2 separate regions of the Mus musculus genome follow, and region 1 is linked to region 2. The links are chromatin loops, found by intact Hi-C in ENCODE. Cell type or tissue: gastrocnemius. All regions are shown on one strand. Each heading gives the region's core, and the rest is flanking DNA. Links, peaks and the distances in the headings are about the cores only. Region 1 has its middle 85 kb from the start of Nav3. Region 2 overlaps Nav3 (neuron navigator 3).

Region 1 (8,346 bases), core at 224-8,223, 160 kb before region 2:
TCTGATATGCTGAAATCTTAAAATTCAATTATTTGTGTAGATATTTTGCATTTACATTTATACCAGATATTTCTAAGGGATAAAACATCACAGAACAATCACAGATGAAGAGAATCATCTTTAGTTATGTCTTTCTTTTCTAAACCACTGTTTCCGTTTATCCTGCATGTTAAAACAATGAAGCTATTAGTCCAAACTCTGAGACTTTTAAAATGCCGTAAAGTCCTCACCCATTCTCAGAGATGTGGGGATTGACACTGCAGATTTCCTGGAGAAATTCAAAGCTATGCAAGACTGTTCCCAAACTTGTGAGAGGTGATACACATGTGTATCTTCTTAAAAGCCCCTCGCTTATGGATTGAGGAAAGTCCCTTTGTGGACTCTTCTCATCCCAGAGAAAGAGCTCTAACCAGGCCTGGAAAACATTGGCTGTTTGGGCTTTTCTTTTGTAAGAAACAGGAGGCCAATATACCTCCAGGAATGATGACATCATGCACCTCCAGGAATTATGACGTCATGCTCTCAGCCATCACCAGGCTTGTGCTTTGTGTGTTGAAAGGCTGGCATCCTGTCTCAGTTTTCTGCTGCACAAATGTTTTCATTGAAGAAGGGCAACAATGAAGCTCCCGGACAACTCTTCAACATGATGCTCATTCTTGTTTATTCTTTTGTTTGATTGTAGGAGTGCGTTTCTACAGACAAGGGAAAACATGAAAACGAATTCAGCTGCATTTGGGCTGCACTGTGTACTGTGATGTGACTAACATATGTTGTTTAAGAGGAATTTTAATTACCCTTTGTTCAGGAAAACAAAAAAAGAATGGAGTGTTCTTGTAATAAATGTACTTGTAATTTCCAAGAAAAGTGTAGACTTATGTTGAGTGTTAAAGCATCAGGTAGAAGAATGCTGATAATTCTGTGCAAACATTATGCCAATAATTATGTTCAGCTGTAACTTTTTATTGGCTTTTTTCTATTTATATATTTACTTATTTATTTATTCATTTATCGACTTAACAACCTGGTCACAGCCTCCTCCCTCTCCTCCCAGCCCCACCCTTACAAATCCCTCTTAGCCATACTTCTCAACAAAGGGGAAGCCACATTGGGTCTCACCCTTCACTGGGACATCAAATCACAGGAGGAATAAGAGTATTTTCCTTCACTGAGGCCCAACCAGGCAGACCAGGTAGGGGAAGGGGATCCACTGGGAGGCAAATGAGTCAGAGGCAGCTCCCACCCCAGTTGTTAGGGGGTCCAAATTAAGACCAAGCTGTACATCTGTTACAAATATGAAGCGGGGTCTAGGTCCAGGCTCTACATGGTCTTTGGTTGGTGGTTTGGTCTCTGTGAGCTCCCACAGGCCCTGGTTAGTAGGGCTCTGTAGGGCTCTTGTGGTGTCCCTGACTCTTCCTGCTCTCTCAGTTCTCTTCCCTACACTTCCACAAGACTCTGGAGCTCAGCCTAGTGTTTGGCTGTGGTTTCCATCAGCTGCTGGATGAAGCCTCTCAGGAGACAGTGATGCTAGGCTCCCTGGGACATCAAGTCACTGCAGAATGAGGCACATCCTCTTCCACTGACAGCTATAACTTTTAATATAAAGCTAACTGTAAAACATTTTTTAAAAGAAGGAAGTATTCTGATTACACATACATTGTGGTATTTTGGGAAAAATAATTCTGCTAAAGTCTGAAGGAAATTTTGTTTAATAATGTTATTATATGGGTCATTGACTGTATAGATTGTTTTGAAGAAAGTCCAGGCTGTTCTTTTCGTTTGTTTATATAGGGAAATAGTTTCAATTAAAGGAATAATCTGAAGTGAACTTGGATTAGGCCAAATATTTATAGCGTGGCATTGCTGATAGAAATTTCCTTCTGTGCCTTGAAAATGTGTTTGGAGATAATAATTTTCTAGCCAAAATCTTATTCATTAAAGTTAGCTCTCTGGATTTGAAAATAATTGTGTTATTGTCTTTACGCTTTGCCATTCATCCTTGGCACACAGCTTCAGTAAGATAAGGTATAGGTAAATGTGTACAGACTTTCTGATCAACCCTGCTTCCAATACTTCCTACTTTATGATGAACTCTTTAAAATACACCCAGTTTCTCCACCTAGGGAAGGAGCAACAGCATTCCCTACTCTTCAACAAATAATTGGTCGACTGCCCATTCTATGCAAGACACAGGGCAGAGTGGTAAGATCCAGATGTGTGAGTGATGTTGTTACTGCTGGCTTCTGGGAGATGCTGTGGTGTGTTAAATGTCTTGTTGTGCTGGGCCTCCACTTGGTTTCCTATTAGTTAGCCCCACCTCTTACTGAAGTAACTATCAATAAACAAAACCATACGCCAGGTGACCTTTCAGTTCTGTGTAACTATGCCAGCTGAGTTTTACATTCAGTGGTATTGAAAAATAAAAGAGAAATTGACTCGCGAATGGGTTGTGCTGAGCTGTTGCTTAAGGAGGCTGGCAGGCTGTTGAGACCAACAGAGCTGAGCAGATGTTTAGAATGTTCTACTATGTGCCCAGCACTCTGGTACCTATTAAAATGTCAGTGTTCAACAAAATGGACATGACTTCTTCCCACTCATACAAATAAACTTCAAATCAAGACAGATGCTGTGGATGGCTTGAATATTCTGGCTGACATATCTTCTCCCAGCGGGAAATCCAGGTGCAAAGCCAAATTATAAATTCTTGGTTGGTTAATGATCATGAAAGTATAGAAGGGGTATATTAGTCAGGCTTTTGCACTCCTGCGACCAGATACTAGACCTAGTGACTGGAGAGAGCAAAGACTCATCTGGGTTCACAGTTTCAGAGCAGTAATTTACTATGGGCAAAATGTACAAACTATCATTTTACACCATGGTAGCGAAGAAGCAGGGGAAAGAATACAGAAAGAGGCCAGGGTAAAGTTTAGCTTCTAAGTCAACCTGCTCCATGACCTACTTCCCCTACGGAAACACATACTTCCTACCTTTCACCAACTCTCAAATAACACAGGCATAGTGTGACTCTATCCGTGTGTGGATCCACGCATCAGATCAGAGGCTTCAGGATGGGTTTGTCTCTGGGAATGACATTCCAGACACACCCAGAGGAGCCTGTCACTCATCCAGGTGTTTCTAACCCAAACAAGCAGTCAATTCTGACTATACATGAAGTAGGGTCATGCGAAGAGACAGTGCCCCTTGTGGATTCCCACACACTCTCAACTGGACTCCCTGGCAGTCCTGACCACTGGCACAAATATTGCTGTGATTTTCTGCCAGTTTCACTTCTGTTTCTGTGGCTCATACAGTGAATACTTGACTTTCTTCTGTTGAAATCCCAAATGTTTGACCTTGCTGCATATGCTTTACCAACACACACACACACACACACACACATGCTCTCATTCATTTATTCTTTGAAATTGAATGTGCATTTGAGTCCTTGTCTCTTGAGTTTCCTAGTTGCCTAACAAACTATCCCTTCTCTTTAACCACTAAATGGACAGAATACTTCTCTCATTCAGTTTGTGTGTGTTCTCTCATTCAGTTTGTGTGTGTGTGTGTGTGTGTGTGTGTGTGTGCGCGCGCGTGCAAATATGTTACACTTCTTGATATACATATAAGATGGCGGGAAAGTTAGATAGATATCACAGATGTTAAATATAGTGTTCTCAACATAAAGATGGAGAGTGATGTCTATTTCTCTCAAAATTTCATCTTTCAGATAATTCTGGTAAGATGGCATGTTGTATATAGTGCCTGTGAAACTCTAAGGAAAGTGTTTGTGAAGTTAAATTAACTCAGAGATGCTCAGTCCTGGAAGGAACTATGAATTGGATTATGGAGTACGCTTGTATTGAACATTCATAATTGGGGAGGTAGAGAGGTTAAATATATTTACGATGTTTACATATTAAATAAAATCTCAAATGCCAGGAGGGGTTTGTTGTAATTTTCATTTGCAGGATTCAGCAATACACAACATGGCCACAAGGGAGCGCGAGAGGGAAACGAAAGCAATTTGTGCTCTTTGCAAGCCTCTGTGTGGAGATTTGCCCTTGGTTTTTTGTTCTGTTGTGTTCTTCCTATTTGCTTTTGGTGATCCCTTCTCTGTTAGATATCACTGAAATTTGATCCTTTGAAGAAATGAAAACAAAAATCTAATCCCCACTCACCAGAAAATTACTAGAGATAACATGAATTATTTAAGTGTATGTACATGTCATGGGGAGGGGGGTGTTGGTTTGTACTGAGAAGTTCTTATTTATGTTACTTCTATAAATAAAGCCTGTGTATGCTACTAATTTATATTTCAATCATTATACATGGATTTACACTCCTTAAGTAGACGGATGAGCTAGAATGCTATGTGACTTCAGAAAGAGTATGAATACATTTTATAATCTTTTTAGTAAGTATCTAAAATAAACACTGTTCTCTTACAAATTTCAAGAAGTAAGTATCTAGACGTGGCACTGGTTGGCTCTGAGGGTTATACTGCTTGCTCTGAAAGCATGAGAGGCTGAGTTAGGATCCTAGCACCCATTTACAAAGTCAGGCATGGTACACGTACCCTCAGGACTGTATGGGGCAGGAGGGGGTTTGGAGGCTTCTGGCTGCTGGCCTTGCACCAGGTCCAGTGAGAGACTCTGTCTCACAGGACTAAGGTAGAGAGTAATAAGAAAGAACAGCCAGCAGCCATCTCTTGCTACTGTGCACATATTGGCATCCACACCTGCACACATGTACACAACTGCTACACACACACACACATGTTTAATACACATGTAGGAACCTCTGTCAATACATACTTCTCTTTTGAAGGCCTTACCCCATTAACACCATTTAAGAAATACAACAGAATCTGTAGATCCCAAAATCAAGTACATTTAAATGTTTTTGTTATTGCTATAATAAGGTATAAAAGAAAATATTTTTCGAGACTCCATTTTTCACTGTGAAAATCTACCACCCTATCTATCTATATATCTATTATATATCCATTATCTTTCTATCATCTATCATCTATCAATGTATCATCTATCTATATATTATCTATCCATTATCTATCTGTCTATTCATCTATCATCTATCTAATTATCTACCTATCATCTACCTATTTATTAATCTATCAATCATCTATCTATCTATCATCTATCTATCCATCCATCTATCTATCCATCTATCTATCTATCCATCTATCATCTATCAATCTATTATCTATCATCTATCTATCCATCTATCTCTCATCTATCATCTATCATCTATTATCTATCATCTATCTATCTATCTATCTATCTATCATCTATTATCTATCATCTATCTATCTATCTATCTATCTATCATCTATCTATCTATCTATCATCTATTATCTATCATCTATCTATCTATCTATCTATCTATCTATCTATCTATCTATCATCTATCTATCTATCTATCTATCTCAGTACTAAGGAGAAACATAGCAGTCTTGTTCTATGAGCTCTGCTGAGAAGCAAAGATGTAAGCATAAAATGGCAGTTATGGGATTCTTGCCCGTGAATCCATGTAGAATTTTAAAAGGAAATGCATGTAAGCTGTCCTACATGGATGTATTCTCCTGTGTCTTTTGCCTGTTGTTGCTGTAACAAAATACTACATGAAGGAGCCTTGAAGAAAAGGTATCTCTATTTCAGTTCTGAGGGTCAGAGCCCTAAAATAGATTTCACTAGATCAAAATGGACCTACTTAGACATCTCTAGAAACTACAGATGTCCTTCTAGGATTGGAACATGGTCACTTGGGCGTGAGCAATTTTTTCTGATGCATTCATGCTTTCAATTCATTTTCATAGTTGAATCATAATGTGTATACACATGTTTGTTTTTAGCCCATGGTTGTGCTGTGCATTTTCTTATGCTTGTAGCCTTAACTGGTTATCTTTTTAAACAGCCATTTGAAGTTTACTATAGAGCAGGTGCTTGTCATAATTATCCTCTATCTTAATGCCAAATAGCGTATCTATTCAAAGATATTTATGTGTGCTAAATTTATGATAGGTACTCTGCAATGATTGGGCTATTTTTCATAAATAGGAGTTCCTCTACCATTGGAACAAGGTATAGATAAAGGAGAAGTAAAACCAAGGAATGGATAAGAGAATAAATTAATAAGTATTTTCCTTGGGCATGAAAACAAAAAGCAGATTTCAACATAATACTAAGCATTATTCTTGTATGAAGAGTTGGGCATGCTTTTCCTGGTAAAGTAACATCTCACCCGAATCAGAATAAGAAACCCAATCCATTGTAGGAGCAGGGAAGCAGGGAGGGAAGCCAAAAGAAGTTCTCATATAAAGACAATTCGTTCATCTGTTCACATGTTGGAGAAATACAGAGCCTTCAAGTATTTTCTTCCATAACTCTCTATAATTTGAAAAAAACAGCCTCTGTCCCTGAACCTCTGGCTAGCTATGGTAGCTGGACTATATGTCCATCTCTGCACCCCTCCTCCATGGCTGCAGTTACAGTGTGCATCGGCATGCCCAGCTCTTGCATGGATTTGGGGATTGTACTGGCTAGTTTTGTGTCAACTTGACACAGCTGGGGTTATCACAGAGAAAGGAGCTTCAGTTGAGGAAATGCCTCCATGAGATCCAACTGTAAGGCATTTTCTCAATTAGTGATCAAGGGGGAAAGGCCCCTTGTGGGTGGGACCATCTCTGGGCTGGTAGTCTTGGGTTCTATAAGAGAGCAGGCTGAGCAAGCCAGGAGAAGCAAGCCAGTAAAGAACATCCCTCCATGGCCTCTGCATCGGCTCCTGCTTTCTGACCTGCTTGAGTTCCAGTCCTGACTTCCTTGGTAATGAACAGCAGTATGGAAGTGTAAGCCGAATAAATCCTTTCCTCCCCAACTTGCTTCTTGGTCATGATGTTTGTGCAGGAATAGAAACCCTGACTAAGACAGGGATCTAAGCTCTGTTCCTCATGCTTTTGCATTATGCACTCTGTGCTAATCTAAGCTCCGTCCAACTTCCTGAAGCACAGTACCTCTCTGAGACATTAGGTCTCTGATCACGGTTAGGTGGGCGGGAGCGATAACTCATGGGTTCCCCTTCCTCACTCATTTTGCCATTTTCCTCAGGGTTGCGGTTGTAGATATGCACCATCATGCCTGATATTTTACATATATGCTAGATATCAGAACTTAGCTCATCATGTGTGTGCAGTAGGCATTTAGTGAGTGGCCTTGATGATTGATCATGTTTACTAGAACTATTATAGGAAGAGGAGATTCTATGGTAGTTGTAACATAAAGTTCAGGTTTGAATATACTGCACCATGAAGAATCAAATATTCAGCCTCACAGTATAGTAAAGGCTCAAGCAGCTGGGCCTAACTGGTGCTTTGTCTGCAAGAATCTTTATATAAAATGCCCAGAGGAGTGACATCAAGAGAGAAAGTGAAAGTTTGGTTCCAGTTTTGACCCTTAGCAGAGCTATCCAAATTGTCTTATATAAATATTTGACTGCTTTGGGCATCATGTATCATGTAGTGTGTCAAATTGAGGTTGTGGGAAGGAAAGCTATCTGATATAAGCAGACAAAATTAGGAAACTCATTTCATAGGAACAGCTCAGGAAAGGACTAAGAGGGATGGAAACATGCATTGCTCCTCCCACCCTGGGTCCCTGAACTGATCGCCAAAGGTCAGCTGCAGCGGTATGTCTTAACAGGAAGAGTTCATGTTGTTTATTCATGTCATATATTTATCTAGCACTTACTATGAAGTGTTATAACATTTTTTATAGTTACAAAGTCAGTGACATCATTTTCCCATTACCTGACTTTTATACCTGAGACTACAAAAGCTCTGAGATCAGTGTATCGAGGTTACAGTTAGGATGCTAGTCCAGGCAGTCTAGGTTACATGGCAGGCATCTATTAACTTAAGAACTCTAGTTACACTCTTCCAGGCTGTGTTACTTCACCCCCATTCATTCTAGCACATCATCCTATCAGTCTTCTCCTTACCCATGGGCATGAAGGTAGAAAAAGAACCAGATAGGCCAATGCAAGTGTTTGTTTAGATTTAAGCAGATTAGACCAAGGGTATAAACATTCTTTGGACTGACAAAGTTCATGGGATAAGCACTTAAAATGGCTGGACTTTGTTCTTAGACACATATTCAGTGGTAGTGCATGAACCTAGTGTTCTGAAGAAAGCAAAGAAAAGGCTAAAAGAGACATGTCCATAAAGTCAGATCCGAGACTCACTGAAGCCCCACTGAGGCAAGCTGACAGCTCACCAGTTAGGTAATGTAGTCTATAGTGTCTGAGCTTGTGTGAGAAGGTTTACAGATTCTGATC
Region 2 (8,346 bases), core at 216-8,215:
TTGTGTTAACCACAGTCAAGCAATATATGCTGAGCTCATAGCTGTCATCTTCCTTCCGTGTAGGATGAATGTAGCATTATTCCCTTTTGTGTAGACCACTGGGGCTCCATGGGCTGACCACAGTTTAGCTTATTAATGTTCTCCCTAAGTAAAATGCATATTAACATCACCCTGTGAGCTTTACTTTGGTCAGGATTCCATAGTCAAGGCTATTTTATTTTTAGAGAACTATTAGTTTATACATAGCATCTGCATTCTATTTGCCATTAATTCATAAAGTAAGACTATTTGATGATGCCGTGACTATTAATTATATGGACCTTTATGCCAGTTGTATGGCATACAACTACACCTGTTCTAGCTATTGGAAAAATGTAGAAGGTAGATTTTTTTCCTTTAATCAACAGCAGTAATAACAAAACAAATTACTCCATATCTTAAAAGATAGCCAATATTTATTTTGTTTGCAAATTGTTGATTTGTCACCTGCTCTGGACTCTATAAAGAAAGCACATGTACAATATATACTCAATATCCCATCCATCCATGGAAGTGACTACTTCTAGACACCATAAGGACCTTAGCAACTTAGACAATGAAGGCTTCATCCAGTCCATATGATGTTTGTCAGCCTTTATCATAGCCCAGATATTCACATGGCAGCTAAGTCTTCCATGAGTAAGCGAACAAAAAGCACCCATGCCATTATGTGTATTAAAGTCACACTGTCAAGTGTCCAACCCCAATTCAGTGCTGGAGAAACAAAGTTTGTAGAGTGAACATTGTGATCATCATTATGATATACAGCATAGATGATATACTACCAACCAAGTATTTTATTCAAACAAAGGCAAATAATAAACTAAAGAACTGTTTTGAGGGGTAAAGGATAGGAGAATGCTTCTAAAGACAATGCAATATTGGAAGAATTAGGAATTCTTGCCTTAGTTTTTTAAAAAGGCATGAATACCACAGTGGGGGAAGAAAGATAAATGAAACAGACATTCGGTGTCCTTTAACAAGAAATGAATGAATGGAGAGCCAGTTTCTAATCATCGATTGGTCTCAGATAAAGGTCGGGCTGTGGTCACAGATTGCATTTTCAGCTCTTGGTGGGGAGCTGGCTTGAGCTGTAGCATTGGTTTCACCACATCAAGTAAACCTATGATAATTATTGTATTTAGAGTGCATACTCAGAAGATACATATCAGACAGAAGCCCCCGGAGAATCCAAGGTGGCTGTCCTGCCTCACTCCTGGATGGACTCAGGAGATGCTGTCAGAATTCAGCATCCTTAGAAACGCGTACAGTAAGAAAAAAGTCATTAAAGCCAAGCAAGGGCTCATGTCTTTATCTACTTCTGTGTCTCCTATTCATCATGATATAGGTTAGGCAAGTGTTCCAAGATCTGCAATTTAGCTTATTTCTTAAACTCTAATATGTTTCCTTAGAAACTCCTGAAAGACATCATTTTTTTTTATTTTTCAGAAAAGGCAAAATAAATCACATTAACTTAGCACACATCTGCTTCCTGCCGAGAATGTGTGCTCTCATGGAGAGAGTCTGCTGTGTGCTGTGCTCAGGGGCAAGCACACCACCACACTTTCTGCTGGATCTCACCATCAGGATGTTAGCTTCAAAAAACCCACTGCTTATTATTTATTTACCATCATTAAAAAGCTAATTAAGATTTGATTATCTAATGGTCTTTTCTAATTGTGGGCTATCCCTGTTTGGAATTTGAGGCGAGCAACATATAATTTCTAAGAGAAGCAAGTGATTACTTTGTTTTGGAAATATTAGAAGTATTGTTATGGTAGGTTTTGAAATTAGCACCATTTTCAGTAATGTTTTTCAGATGCATTTAATGTGTTCAAAGGTTCAGGCTTGGGGCCGGAGAGATGGCTCAGTAGTTAAGAGCACTGACTACTCTTCCAGAGGATCTGAGTTCAATTCTAAGCAACCAACATGGTGGCTCACAACCATCTGTAATGAGATCCAATGCCCTCTTCTGGTGTGTCTGAAGACAGCTACAATGTACTCATATAAATAAAATAAATCTTAAAAAGAATGTTCAGGCTTTTCTATTTTTTCTACCTATTCTGGCTCCTTTAAAAGCCAGGGTTACTACCATCTTCCTCTAACCCTCATAAAAGCTACCCACAAAATCTCATTGTTCAGGAGATGTGTATATAGTTACAAGTTCCCAATACTTGTAAATAAAGGCTAGGAACTTGGACTAGTCAACAAACTGTAACTGTTATTCAACAAAAGTATATTAGAAAGTAATGCTTTTATTGAGTAGTGCAACTTAGGGTTGATTTAGGAAAAATGTTTTACATTTTAGATCTAAAGTCCTTTGCCTTGGAGATAACTCAGAACATCAAATATAAACAGGTGTAAGATCTTAGGAAATGGTGGGTTAAAATCATACATTGTTGAGAAGTTAATTTACAAAAAAAAAAGGCTATATCGCTTGACAAATGTAACACTGTATATGCAAATGTAATATTAATTGTACAAGCAAATAATGATGGACTGGTGTGAGTAAATATATATGGTGTGTGTGTGTGTGTGTGTGTGTGTGTGTGTGTGTGTGTGTGTGTGTATGGAGAAGGTAAGGACAGTTTCCATACTTGTTTGCTGCTAACTTCCCAAAAACTCCTCTTTGATTAGATAAAATCAGGCTCACAGGACTAAGTGGGATCTACACTGTGACTGACATGTGAGGATTAAATGGCTGGCTTTGGTGGCATGTCCTAGGACATAAGAGCAGCTGCAGCAGTGGGGTCCAAGCTCTCCCTGAGTCTCTTTGCCACTGAACTTGAAGTACAAGATTCTCCTCATTGGAACCTGAAGTGTCTTCCTTAGTTCAGCCTGGTGTTCCAATTACCTACTCTTCCAGAAGATGCAAGACCACGCACATGTCTTCGGATAATTTTATGACTCTGCAATTTCCCTTCATTGAAGGGAAAACAGATAGGCCCTTTCTGAGGCCATTTCTTAGAATAAAATTAATTGATATTATGAAGGTGCCTGAGAGCATCCAGGTTCATGTCTTTTATTAATACCTGATTTCAACTCCTCTACTTGGGGAATATTCTGCTTCATTGGTGGCTAGTGTATCTGAGTTTTGGGATCTGGGCATGCGTCTCTCTACCTACGTAAATTATTTCTGAACAGAATGCTATTTCTGCTCCCACCTCTGTTCATTACTGATGATAGCTATCCTGGCCAGCACCTCAACCTAAACTCCTGATAGCTATACTTCTCCGTGTGAGGATAATAGATGAGGGGTCTCCTGTTTTCACTTTGAATGCAGAATCATTCTGAGCTTCTGGAAATCCAAACACTGGTTTAAACTGGTTTTTGGTTGTTTTATTAATTTTACTAATTTTCTTTGACATCAGCGAGCTAGTATTTTTGAAGTCAGTTTCGAGTGCCTAAGAATGACACTACACTGAAGTGTGTATGGTGGCGTGTATGTGTTCTAGTTTGTCTGCACATGTACATATGTGCAGGGAAAAGCCACATGTTGATGCCACCTGTCTTCCTATGTCATTATTGATCTTATAACTTTGTTAAAGGGTACCTTCGATAAACCTAGAGCTCACTAGCATGGCTATACTGGCTGACCGATGAGCCACCCAGGATCCTTTTGTCTCTGTTCTTTGTCCCGGATTACAGAAATGTACTGTGTCGTGCCTTGCTTTAACGTATGGGCTGGCAATGCAAACGTAGTAAGTCCTCATCCTGGCAAAGCAAGCCTTCTTTACGCTGAGCTGTCTCTCCTGAACAACACAGTCAATTATAAAGACATATGAGAGGCCAATATCTGACTTTCTATCTGAATATATATTTTTTCCTTGGCACATATTAAGCAATACATCAAATATGAACAGAGATCAACTTCAGAATAAAGGCAGTGTGTGAAAATAAAACATTTTAGGTATCTCGAGAGTATCTTTCAACCCAAACAAGCCATTTTAGTATTTACATGAGCAATGGTTTAAAATATTTTTTTTAAAAAAATGGAATGCCTTGAAATAGCAATCTGAAAGTGTTCTGTGACTGTAGAATAGATATTAAAATGTAATTCGTAGATGCCACGTCCCATTGGTTACAATAGCGATGCTTCGCATTGCGTGATGGACTTTGCTTTTGCAGATGTTTCCCATTAAAGTTCATCCTCCCTGCGAGAGAGGCAGGGGAGATAAGCGTGTGATCCCCGCATTTGTGAGAAGGAAAATCCAGCCCTAGTAGTAAGTGGTGGGGCTGGGAGAGGAGCCGAGTGCTCCTGACTCCAGGCTCCAATCTTTCCACATCTGAAAACCTTCCGCAATTGAACTTCATTGTGGCGGGGGAGGGGCAGTGGGCAGACTGAGTGGGAGAAGCTAAGGGATTGGGGAAATGCACATGGGTTTAGGTCAGCTTCCCTGTCTCGGGAAAATATTTACCGCTTGTGTTTTCCATTTATGTTAAAATGTTTTAGCCTGTATTGCACATAGTTCTTGATAAGTTGTTTCACTCACTGGAAAAGAAAGTTCATAAAGCAAGATCGTTTTTAGAATAGTTTGGGGACTTGAACCTATACATGTCTAAAGGCAGTATGACACTTGATGAGGATAAGCCTGTCAGCTTTGTGCTTGTTTTTCATTTTTATTTTCCACTTCATGAAGTCGTTTGATTATCTCTTCACGATAATTTGTTAGGGGTTCATATGATTTCCTCAGCAGTCTGGCCATTGCGGTCCATTTAAAATGAAAGGATTTTAAGATGAAATTTGGAGGCTTTTCAGATGGCCATTAAGATGACGACTTTGAAGTCTGGGTGCTCTGTTGTGGTCCTGTGGTTCTCTCATTATGGGAGTTGAGTTCTGCCTGTTCAGGGTGACAAAGCCCTCAGCCACATCTACTATTATGATTGTCTTACTGGCACGTATACCTAGTGCCACCTCGTGGTTGGCTGCAGCTATAGCATGTAGCCAAAGAGAAAAGGGTAGCAGATACATTGTTTGACTTTAAAAAAATATTGTCAAGGTGACCTTAATAGAGACAAAGGCCAGAAGTCACCATGTGTAAGGTTTATATGTACGTATACATGTGTACACAGGTATGTATGTATGTATTTATGTGTATATATATGTATATTTGTGTGTGTTGTGTGTATATGCATAAATGTGTATATATGTATATATAATTATATATGTTTATGTATGTATATACATATATACATATGTACACGTATTCATATATACATATGCACATACATATTTGTATATATATGCATATTTTACATATATACATGTACACACATATGTATAGATATATCAATATATCTATATGGCTATACACACATACATAGATTATGTAAAACCTTCCAGATAATTTTTGGGTTCTGTTTGGCTGTTGTTTGTATAGAACTCATGGAGCAAGAAATAATTGAACATTTCAAGAAAGCCTGTACCTTAATGTCTCTTTTACCCCGAATTGTTTGTTCGCTGTTATTTGCTGTCAGGACAGGAATGGACAGAGCTGCTGAGTTCTGAGTTCTGATACTTTCGCTGTAGTTTATAACACAACAGGCAGGGCATTCTCAACTTCTAACTCCGGTGGTTCAAGACTAAGTGAATAAAAAGTATGATTCTTCCACATTCCAGTTGATAATAAACAAGTTAAGAACTTAATGAAGAAAAGAAGAGCTAGAAAGAAAAGGAAAGGATGTTATTTCTCTCTTGAGACAATCTACCAATTTTATCACCAATAATATGAAGGTCTTAAAACACAGGAATGAATGGTTTGCAAAGAACATCCCCATGCATCCTGTCGTGGGCTGGTGTTTTCTTGGACATACAAGAAGTAAGCTATGCTATTGTGAACTCCATGAACACAGAATAATGTGCCCTCTGTGTTGAGAGGTGCTTAACTCTTATAGTCTAATTGCTTTTAATTTGTGAAGTGTATTTATCCATGTAAGTATTTATAAACAGGAGCCCACTTTAGAACCCCGTGGAAGCCTCATGATTGTTTTCTGGCCCCACCATCCAGAGCCTGTGAGACAGTAGAACTGGGTATGTCTATAAAAGTTCATGCATGGAAGCTGGAAAGTTGGCTCAGCTGATAAGAGCACTGGCTACTCTTTCTGGAGGACCCAGGTTCAATTCCCAGCAGCCACAAGGTGGCACACTACTGCCTGCAACTCCAGTTCCAAAGGATCTGACACCCTCACACAGACATACAGACAGGAAAACATCAATCCACATAAAAATAAATAAATAGTTCCTTAAAAGTTCATACATGACTCAGGTGATGGTCTAGGGTCTAAATGTGACAAACACTGGCCTGTGCTAAAGAGTTCTGTCAATCAATTTATCACCAGAGTGAGGGATCACATACCCAAACCAGAGGTCGAAAATTCTCAATCAGCCAGCTTTACCCTCTTGAAACTTTGTGTTTCATCCAGAAGAACAACTTTTCCTTCTTTTGTTTATTTAATCGGTTTTTTTTTTACATTCCAGACTTTATTCGCCTCCCAGTCCACCTTCTGACTGTTCCACACCCATACCTTCTTCCCCCAGTCTCTGAAAGGATGTTTCACCGCTCCCCACCCCCCAATACCCCACCCCACCAGACCTCTCCACTCCCTGGGTTTCCAGTCTCTTGAGAGTTAGGTGCATATTCTCTGATTGAGACCAGACCCAGCAGTCCTCTACTGTATGTCTGTATGGGGGCCTCATATCAGCTGGTGTATACTGCCTGTTTGGTGGCTCAGTGTTGGAGAAATCTCAGGTCATGTCAGTTGAGACTACTGGTCCTCCTACAGGGTTGCCTTCCTCCTCAGCTTCTTCCAGCCGTCCCTAATTCCACCACAGGGGTCGCCAGTTTCTGTCCATTGGTTGGTTGCAAATAGCTGCATCTGACTCTTTCAGCTGCTTGTTGGGCCTTCCAGAGGGCAGTCCTGATAGGTCCCTGTTTATAAGCACACCACAACATCAGTAATAGTGTCAGGCCACAAGAACTTCTTACACATATTTTCTAGCATGTCATGTATTCTGTAGAGTGTTTTTCTTTTTAAACAACAACTTTAACTTTAATTTAGCTCTGTTATTAAATCCACTTATGAGCCAAGAACCAAAACAAGATTCATTTTATTTATTTTTAATTTTAATTTGTTTCTAGCCTTCTCTCCCACCTTGCATTCCAACCTCCATTCCCCCTACCCTCTGCTCCCCTCCTCCCTGTCTTCCCCCTACTTCTCTCCCCCAGATCCACTCCTGTTCTGTTTCCCTTCAATCATGAGAACAGGCCTTTTAGGAAAATCAACAGAACATGCGCAACAAGTTGCAATAAAATTAGGTACAAACCCTTATATCAAGACTGGACAGGGCAACAGAGGAAAAAAAGAAAAGGGTCCAATGTGTAGACAAAGGAGTCAGAGACACTACCCACACCCAATGTTCAGAATCCTAAGAACACCAAACTACATAACTGTGGTATGTATGAAGAAGAGCTACCTTAGGCCCATAAAAGGTGTGTTGTTGTTACTTCAGTCTCTGCCAGCCTCTATGAGCCTTGCTGAGTTGATTCTGTGGGTCTTGTTCTTGTGATGTCCTCCACACCTCTGTCTCCTACAATCCTTCCTCCTCCCCCTCCTCTTCTTCTAGGTTTCCCTGCCCCCTGACAGCTTCCCTCCAGTATTTTCCTGTAAATCTCTGTGTCTAGTCCCATCCATTGTTGTATGGTGCCTCTCTGATGACAATTGGACCAGCCTGTGAGTGTAGCAGAATATCATTAGGAATCACAGGAAATAAGATTTTAAAAACTCAAGTTTTTTTTCTTTCTTCGATTTGTTTCCCTACAAACAAAATGGAATCCAAAAGTGTCTTGTACTGCTATTTTTAAAAAAAATTATCCTTTTGTGAAGCATTTATAGATTGCCCTTGCCTTGTTAAACATTTGCAAACCATAAGTATGGATTACTCTCTGTGTTCTCTGTCAGTGCCAGACATGGTAACAGTCAAAGAACCTTTCCCCTATATTTTGAGATGGCTGTCTCACGTAGTGGGAACAGCTGCAGGAGATGAGAGTTCAGGGCAGATCATTAGTGACATATCCTTTCGTGTGCACCTAGAGCACAAACCATGAGCCAGAAGCCCCTCCCCGCCTTTTCTTCTGTATAGTGATTAACCAACCACCAACTTGGGAAAAGGTATTCCCTTGCCTTAGGGCTCTTTTATCTATAAGGGAAGTGTGACTCTCTCAGGGAACTTCCTCCTAGGATTGAATGAGTTACACTGTGTGAGGTACTGAGGGAAGTACCTCATTCATAACTCAGGGCAGTGAAGAA

The links. Peaks named below come from ENCODE experiments on the same cell type or tissue, not always from the same donor. Only the 100,000 strongest peaks of a DNase experiment are listed, where the experiment ranks them.
Region 1: a loop joins it to region 2, with 12 times the contacts of the local background. A loop is called at or near these places in 28 of 42 quality-filtered maps.

The regions. Positions count from the first base shown.
Region 1 is chr10:110,081,025-110,089,370 of GRCm38, reverse strand. It overlaps a transcript of Nav3 not described here. Among named protein-coding and RNA genes, the nearest start is that of Nav3, 85 kb to the right of the region's middle. In gastrocnemius, for the core only: a CTCF peak has its summit at 3,967 (motif pointing right); DNase peaks (open chromatin) are centred at 3,199 and 3,994.
Region 2 is chr10:109,917,544-109,925,889 of GRCm38, reverse strand. The region is part of intron 1 of Nav3 (neuron navigator 3); the gene reads left to right. Among named protein-coding and RNA genes, the nearest start is that of Nav3, 79 kb to the left of the region's middle. In gastrocnemius, for the core only: CTCF peaks have their summits at 4,960 (motif pointing left) and 6,170 (motif pointing right); DNase peaks (open chromatin) are centred at 4,355, 4,946 and 6,163; H3K4me3 peaks cover 1,088 bases; H3K27ac peaks cover 869 bases.